3 separate regions of the Homo sapiens genome follow, and all the other regions are linked to region 2. Evidence: chromatin contacts called from ENCODE Hi-C or POLR2A ChIA-PET data. All regions are on one chromosome and are shown on one strand. Each heading gives the region's core, a stretch centred on a gene start or an enhancer-like site at or near the end of the contact. The rest is flanking DNA. Distances are from core to core; before and after follow the strand shown. Region 1 overlaps TAOK3 (TAO kinase 3). Region 2 overlaps TAOK3 (TAO kinase 3). Region 3 overlaps TAOK3 (TAO kinase 3).

Evidence for each region. A loop is a pair of places that touch in the nucleus more often than their neighbours do. ChIA-PET counts read pairs that join two places held with the same protein, here RNA polymerase II (POLR2A). Pooled maps may share reads with other maps.
Region 1: a loop to region 2 is called in a map of PC-9, with 8 times the contacts of the local background. The contact joins two enhancer-like sites. A Hi-C loop is called at or near these places in 5 of 168 maps with a recorded cell type or tissue (Calu3, IMR-90, PC-9 and 2 more) and 2 of 50 pooled maps. POLR2A ChIA-PET finds 5 or more read pairs at or near these places in 11 of 52 experiments (AG04449, B cell, BJ and 8 more).
Region 3: a loop to region 2 is called in a map of mammary epithelial cell, with 7 times the contacts of the local background. The contact joins two enhancer-like sites. A Hi-C loop is called at or near these places in 5 of 168 maps with a recorded cell type or tissue (PC-3, PC-9, endothelial cell of hepatic sinusoid and 2 more), 1 of 37 single-sample maps with no recorded cell type and 2 of 50 pooled maps. POLR2A ChIA-PET finds 5 or more read pairs at or near these places in 16 of 52 experiments (AG04450, CD4-positive, alpha-beta T cell, GM10248 and 12 more).

What each region holds. Positions count from the first base shown.
Region 1 is chr12:118,235,862-118,238,561 of GRCh38, reverse strand. TAOK3 (TAO kinase 3) reads left to right here. Exons shown (of 21, transcript NM_016281.4): 7 at 393-489. Among named protein-coding and RNA genes, the nearest start is that of PEBP1, 100 kb to the right of the region's middle. RefSeq lists enhancers at 992-1,041, 1,182-1,251. Within about 2 kb of position 1,386, at least 6 of the 41 ENCODE cell types and tissues checked have a DNase peak (open chromatin) inside an H3K27ac peak, as active enhancers do; they include PC-9, where a contact is called at or near this core.
Region 2 is chr12:118,270,572-118,273,271 of GRCh38, reverse strand. The region is part of intron 1 of TAOK3 (TAO kinase 3); the gene reads left to right. Among named protein-coding and RNA genes, the nearest start is that of TAOK3, 100 kb to the left of the region's middle. Within about 2 kb of position 1,316, at least 5 of the 41 ENCODE cell types and tissues checked have a DNase peak (open chromatin) inside an H3K27ac peak, as active enhancers do; they include PC-3, PC-9 and mammary epithelial cell, where a contact is called at or near this core.
Region 3 is chr12:118,306,352-118,309,051 of GRCh38, reverse strand. The region is part of intron 1 of TAOK3 (TAO kinase 3); the gene reads left to right. Among named protein-coding and RNA genes, the nearest start is that of TAOK3, 65 kb to the left of the region's middle. RefSeq lists an enhancer at 754-853. Within about 2 kb of position 1,316, at least 10 of the 41 ENCODE cell types and tissues checked have a DNase peak (open chromatin) inside an H3K27ac peak, as active enhancers do; they include PC-3, PC-9 and mammary epithelial cell, where a contact is called at or near this core.

The sequences.
Region 1 (2,700 bases), core at 137-2,636, 35 kb after region 2:
AGGGGTAATTAAAGATGGCTTTGTGGCAGAGGAGGAAAATGTAACCTAGAACACTCCAGACATTGAAATGTTGGAAGGGACTGGTTAATTTGGGCCTGGTTAATTGGAATCAGTGTGGCTTGGCTTGCAACTGATAAGTAAATTAACAATGCATCATTTAAGGAATATCAGGCTTTCTTTGTTTTATTTTTGTTTTGAAGGGTCATTTGTGTTTATATACTTGGGTTTCCTGTTGTCTGATCACTTATTATCTTCTATAGAAGATCTAGGTGAATGTGTTCCCAAATTGTCATGTGAGAAAGTATGTAACCCAGTCTGGTATAGCTGTATAAAATAATAAAATGAGGAATGAAACTGATCATCTACTGACTTTTTTTTTTTTCCTTCCTCAGTTCATAAAAAACCACTTCAGGAAGTGGAGATCGCTGCCATTACTCATGGAGCCTTGCATGGACTAGCCTACCTACATTCTCATGCATTGATTCATAGGTAAGATTAGAGACCAGTTATGTTTCTTTTCAGTTGCAGGACTGTCTATTCCAGGAACCTTGAAAATTAGTGCATGCTCCAATTTTTAGGTTGCCTAAGCATTCATGGGAAGCAAATAGATTGCTGCTTCTGGATATAAAGGATAAAGTTGCCAGAATTTAGCTTCTATCTCTTATTCTCTCCTACGTATCCACAATTATATCATCTTTGTTCAGTAGGTAACTGTTCTCCAGGCTAAATGTTGCAGGGAAATTTGAAAAAGGGCCCACCAATCTTTAGATACTGTGTCATGAAGAAAAGAAAAGAAAATTAACCTTCCTTGCATATATTTATCTGTTAGCAGAGTTATTGTCCCTTTCCTATTACAAATAACAAGCTAGTCTTATATAAATATATGCTATTTTATAACTTTAAAATATTTCTCATTTCTATAGTTCATATAGATACTTAGGAAGATATTATCTTTACTGTATTTTGGCATATGAAGAGACCAGGGCTCAGAAAGACTTAACTTGCCCAGAGTTTCACAGAATTTAAGTAATATGTTAAGGATTGAAACTCAAGTTTCTTGACTCCTATTCTAGGGCTTTTCTCTGCCTTGTATTTTCTCTACCACAACCACACTCTCCTCCCTGCAACCTCCCTCCCTCCATTAACTTCTAGAGAAACATGTTACCAATCTTTTCTTCTCTCAGTAATGAACTTTTAGTACAGTTACATTAATGAATGAGGGGAGGAGGAGTGAAATATTAGGTATGAAGAATCTGAGATGGCTCACAAATGAAAGAAAACAACTGGCATTTACTAGGAAGAAGTGAAACTATTGGGTTATGGTTCCTCTTTTGCTTCTGTTTTAATCACCCCAGTGTAGCCATGACCACTTACTGGTACCACAAAAGCAGAACTTCCTAAAGATAGGCAGACCGAAATCCTGCTGGGAATTAAGGACAAAGAGTGAACCTAATCATGTTAATAAATACTGATTAAATAAAATTATCATAATGTCTATGGATCTGACAACTTTTTGTAAATATATGTCTTTGGTACCAAGGTGTTAATACTACTGCCAACTTGCTTGTGATTATTTTGCCTGCTCTCATTTAAAGCTACAGTTCAGTTTTTTGTGCCATTATTACCTTAATCTGCACATTAACTTAATGTTTTAGTCTGTATTATGCTTTATCTTCTTTAGTATGTAAAATAATTTGTTGAAGAGTCAAAATACTTATAAATAATGTTTTTTTAATTTAAAAGTAAATACTGTGTCTCAGATTTTTATTGTTTTGATTTTAAAGGCAATTCAATCTCCTAACTAAAGATAAGTAGAGAAAATATATTTTTCTGTTGTGAAGAAAAATAAATAATGCATTTTTTTTTAGTTCTGTCTGCCAATGCCTAATGTCACCATGAGGAAGGAAACTGAATTTTCAAGGGAAGTTTTTATAAAAGTTATTTTGAAGCATTTGAACCTTATCATTTTCAGCTTGACATAAATTTCCTCATCTTCTCTGTTTTATCTTTTCACTGACCATCAACTTCCAATTCATGGTTTCTAGTGCTCATTACACCTCATGCCTTTTTTAAAAAGAATAAGGAGTACATCCACACCTTCTCATTCTAAATTACCATAATGAAAAATGAATTTTTTGAATTATATTTTTAAAACTTTTTGCTATATAATACCTCTATTAGCTTTAGTAGTAACCACGTGCAATTCTTTGTAGTAATACAATAGAAATGTAATTTCCTAACCCCTAATCCTTGTTTGTTTTGATCTTTCAGGGTCTTCTTTTTACTGTACAGAGTTATTTTTAAAATATCACCTTCTATATAACATGTACCTCAAATGCCTTAGAGTTGCAGTTACAATTAAAGACAGAGAGAAAGGGTCACAGGCAAGAAAGAAAAGGTATGTGTGTAGTTGAGGTTTATTGGTAGGTGGTCAATACGGAATCATTGCAGGTTTGTTTAGGCTCCAAAAATGTCACATAATTTGGAAAAGCAGAAAAAGCAGTTAAAATTGGCACCAATTTTCTCAGCACAGGGAATACTATTGATAACTGGATTTAGCCTTTAAGAATATGCCTTTGTAAGTGTAGCAGCTGAATAGGTTTTCTTGTTCGCCATGTCTGCCTTTTTTCTCATTTGTATTCCCTCCCTCTGAAGAAAGCTCTACCTTTAAGTAACTAGTATGACCTACCTGCAAGTACA
Region 2 (2,700 bases), core at 67-2,566:
CTCAGCCTCCCAAAGTGCTGGGATTACAGGCATGAGCCACCGCGCTGGCCCTATTTTTTTCTTAAAGAGGCCCTCAAATTTGTTTACTCTGCAGTCCTCGTAAGAACTGAATCTAGCACCATATCTTTAAATGTCCTGAGATCCTTGGGAGGAATAGTAACAGAAGTTCAATCTTACATTAAATTTAAAATTTTCTTGATTACCCTCCAAAATAGTAAAGTATGACTTAGGGCAGCATGGTTCAGGAGAATAAATTTCTGTAATGGAAAATCAGAAGTCCTGGATTTTTTTTTTTCCAGACAAGTTCTTACTTTGTCACCTAGGTTGGAGTGCAGTGGCACAATCTCGGCTCACTATAGCCTCAGCTTCCTGGGCTCAAGCAATCCTCCCACCTCAAGCCCCAAGTAGCTGGGACTACAGGCACGTGCTACCATGCCCAGCTAATTTTTTTGTATTTTATTTCATAGAGACGGGGGTCTCACTGTGTTACCCAGGCTGTTCTCAAACTCCTGGACTCAAGCAACCCTCCCACCTCGGTCTCCCAAAGTGCTAGGATTACAGGCATGAGCCACTGCACCTGGCCAGAAGTCTGGGATTTTAATTTGGGGATAATGCTGCCACAGAGGTGTGATGTGATGCTTAACTTTTCTGAGATTGAGTATAAAAAGAAAAAAAGGAGTTGAAATGGTGTATCTTTAAAATTCTTTCCAGTATGAAACATTCTAATTCTTATTTACTTTATTAATACTGAAATATTGTGGAGTTTTCGAATTCACTGGCTCCAGGATAGTGCTGCCAGAGAAAAACATTGTTGAGAAGAACATTATTGTTGAAAAAAACATTGAAACACAACTAAGATCTTCAATGAATCATCTTTCTTGAAGTTTCTGGGAAAGGGAAAATTATTTTAAAAATATATATTTCTACTCTCTATCAAGTGTTCTTTCTTTCTTTCTTTCTTTCTTTTTTTTTTTTTTTTTGAGATGGAGTCTTGCTCTGTCACCCAGGCTGGAGTGCAGTGGTGTAACTCGGCTCACTGCAACCTCTGCCTCCTGGGCTTAAGTGATTCTCATGCCTCAGCCTCCCAAGTAGCTGGGATTACAGGCATGCGCCACCAGTGTTCTTTCTTATAGTAAGTTAGAATGTCTTGTGAGAAATAATTTACTTGATTACCATTGTTAGAAGGTTTCCATTTCTTAGAATAAAGAAGTGTTTGCGAAGAAAATTATTTCAATTGCACATCTCTGATGAAATCTTCTACTCCGTGCTAGTTGGATTGTTTATTTGGCCCAAGGGCCTAAAACCTGAAATACTACATTCTTGGCGCAGTTCTACATTCTCACTATAAATGTAATACCTGAGGTTGCAGGAGGTTAAGGAAGAGGGAAAAACTTATTTTATGCCTGTTATTTCATCTTATCCTCTTAGAAGAAAAAATATTCTTGTTTATCTTTTGGGGAAAGGATTAATTTGAATGGTCATTTTAATTATAAGATTGAAATGGAACAGGGAAGGTGATTTCATCAGATTTTTATGGAATATCTGCTACTTAAAGAAGCCGTAGGGCCCAGCATTTCCACTCATAGGCATATGCTCAAGAAAAATGAAAACATATATCCGCCTAAAAACTTATACATGAATAATTCTAGTAGCACTATCCATAATGGCCAAAAGTTAAAGCAGTCCAAATGTCCATCACCTGATAAATGGATAAAATGTGACATATCCATATAATGGAATATTATTTGGCAATAAAAAGAAATACTGATTCATGCTATGCATTGGATTTGAAAACATGCTGAGTGAAAAATGCCAGTCATGAAAGACCACATATTGTATGATTCCGTTTATATGAAATTCCCAGAACAAGGAAATCTATAAAGATGGAAAGTATGTTAGTAAATTTCTTAGGAATGGAGGGAATGGGGTGGGGCGAGGCTGGGGTAATAGCTAAAGGGTATGGTTTTGTGTGTGTATGTATGGTGATGAAAATGTTCTAAAAATAACTGTGGTTGGTAACGGTTGTACATATCTAAAATGCTAAATACTAAATATACTAAAAACCATTGAATTGTACACTTTAAATGGGCAGAGTGTATGATAGGTGAATTATATCTCAATAACACTGTTTTTATTTTTTAAAATATCAGGGGTTACAATGATTAATCCAAATGTGGACTTAGACAATTACCCTTCTCTGAAGAAGCACTTGCCATCCAGTTTTAGAATACTAACTATGTGTGTTGAAAACTGATGCAAAGGGAGAAAATAGTAGGTTTTATAGAAGTGACATTTAGCCGGGCGTGGTGGCTCACACCTGTAATCCCAGCACTTTGGGAGGCTGAGGCGGGCGGATCACGAGGTCAGAAGATCGAGATCATCCTGGCTAACATGGTGAAACCCCATCTCTACTAAAAATACAAAAAAAAATTAGCTGGGCGTGGTGGCGGGCGCCTGTAGTCCCAGCTACTGGGGAGGCTGAGACAGGAGAATGGCGTGAACCCGGGAGGCGGAGCTTGCAGTGAACCGAGATCGGCGCCACTGCGCTCCAGCGTGGGAGACAGAGCAAGACTTTGTCTCAAAAAAAAAAAAAAAAAAAAAAGTGACATTTAGCTGGACTGTAAGAATAGCTGAGATTTGGGCCTTATAAGCAGAGGACACAACTTAGACAAAGACCAAGTGAGAAGTGAAATACAAAGT
Region 3 (2,700 bases), core at 67-2,566, 36 kb before region 2:
CAGTGACATTTAAAATAATATAATTCAAAGAGGGGAAAGAAAATGTTTTAAGAACTAAATTTGAGTGCTCAATTAATTACAACCATACAGGCTTTTTTTTTTTTTTTTTTTTTTTTTTTTGGAGACAGAGTTTCGCTGCTGTTCCCCAGGCTGGAGTGCAGTGGTGCGATCTCAGGTCACTGCAACCTCCGCCTCCTGGGTTCAAACGAGTCTCCTGCCTCAGCCTCCCAAGTAGCTGGGATTACAGGCATGTGCCACCACGCCTGGCTAATTTTTGTATTTTTAGTAGAGACAGGGTTTTACCATGTTAGTCAGGCTGGTCTCAAACTCCTGACCTCAGGTAATCCACCTGCCTCGGCCTCCCAAAATGCTGCCATTACAGGTGTGAGCCACCGCGCCCGGCCAAATTACAGACTTTTCTACACCGTCTACATTCTCCCAAGACCATTTTTGGGCAGCACCCTTGCCAGGTAGAAGTACTGGTATACTGGGAAACATGCTGCTATCCTAGGAGTCAGATGACACTCATAAAAATCAGAATAATAATAACTGATTTTCCTGCCTTACTGGGTTGTTAAAATAATTGAATTTGGTTAGGTATGTGAAAGTACTTTATACAAATGTAAATGTTTAATTTTTTTTTTAAGTGAAAGCAAGTTTATTAAGAAAGTAAAGGCATAAAAGAATGGCTACTCCACAGACAGAGCAGCCCCGGGGGGTTGCTGGTTGCCCAGTTTTATGGTTATTTCTTGATGATATGCTAAACAAAGGGTCTATTATTCATGCTTCCCCTTTTTAGACCATATAGGGTAACTTCCTGATGTTGCCGTGGCATCTGTAAACTGTCATGGCATTGGTGGGAGTATAGCAGTGAGGACGACCAGAGGTCATTCTCATTGCCATCTTGGTTTTGGTGGGTTTTGGCCGGCTTCTTTACTGCAACCTGTTTTATCAGCAAGGTCTTTATGACCTGTATCTTGTGCCTACCTCCTATCCCATCCTGTGACTTAGAATGCCTTAACCTTCTTACATTTACAGATATAACTGTTTAATGTTGTTATTTTTTAAATGTAAAAAAAAAAAAAAAGTAGTCAAACTTGCCAACAGCTTATTTTAAGCAGCTATTGGGAACAAGTACCAGTAACTATCATGTAGTGTCAAACCCTTTTTCGCTATGGCCAGTACAGATGGTAACAAGTCTACAGACTACTCATTGGAGCAGTATGCAGCTTAACATTTTTAGTGTTTTAGTAATAAGATACCATTTCCGTGGTTAGAGAGTCAGCATTCAGAACTTTTGTTTTTTAAGGAAAGAACTTCCGGAACTTCATTAACAGTTCATAGAGGATACCGAGACCTCTAGCTGGCTAGCTAGTGGTAGAACTCTAGTATCAAGTGCTTGGAAATTTGTCTAGCAGTGGAAGGAAAGAAGGGGTAGCTGCAGCTGCTATCCTAAACCCTGCAAAAACACTTATACATACACAGCCTCATTTTTCCCATTGCGACCTAATAACTGAATGCAACAGTTTCTGTTTCCAGTTATGGTTCTCTTTCATTCCTGTTTAAAACAAAGGCAGCAGGTCAAGAAACTAACTAAATGTGACTAGTTAGAGGAGAAGATGTGAGGGTGGGAGGGGGAGTCAGGGAAGAAGGAGGACACAGAGATAGCAAATCCATCATCCCTTAGAGGTTAGGCCAACAAAAATAATTGAATTCCCGTGGGAGCCTAAGGTCAGAGTTAGACTACTGGTTAGATCTGAGAGCTTTGCTTTCTGTTTTACAAATGATTTTAAAGAGAAAACTATGAGGACTCCAGAGATGGGGGGGGGAAGAGGAGGCGGGAAGGTTGATTCATAAAGTGGTAAAAAACCGTGCTCAAAACCTCATTGCTTCTTGCACAATTGGTCAAGAGATGTGTCAGCAATTCCTGAGGCAATGATATAACCTGTATAGTTTAGTAATGAGAATCATTATTATTCTATTTCCACATAATTACTGATGTTTTTTGAACTATCTAGAACTGTGTTGTCCAACATTGTAGTTTCTAGCCAAAGAGCTATTTAAATGAAAATTAATTAAAATTAAACACTTAAAAATTCCGTTCTTCTGTTGCACTAGCCACATTTCAAGTGCTTACTAGCCACATGTTGTTAATGGCTACCATTATTGGATAGTGCAAATGAAGTGATAGACTATTTTCTTCATTATGGAGCATTCTATTTGAATGTACTGATGAAGCAGAACAAACTCTGAGAGCAAAAGTTTGATGTTACTACTTTACAATTGAATGATTAGTTTAAGTCCAAAGTACAATATATAAAATTATCTTTTAACTATGGAACCTACCATTGTGGCTTAGTTACTCTAAGTATCAATAATATTTCTTCAGTGAACATTAAGGTCCACTAAATAAAAGTAAGGACAGATCTATGTTAATTTTAGACTCAAGAACTTGAGGGAAACATGTATGGATTTTTATAAAAATTATGAAACGTTTCACATCCATTTACAATCATGAAGAATATAAGTCAAAAAGAAAAATTTAAACCAAGTGTTGAAATAATTAAAATTATAAGCTGGGTGAGGAGGCTCACCCCTGTAATCCCAGTATTTTGGGAGGCCAAGACAGGAGGATCACTTGAGCCCAGGAGTTCGACACTAGCCTGGGCAACATAGTGAGACCCTATCTAAATTCTAAAA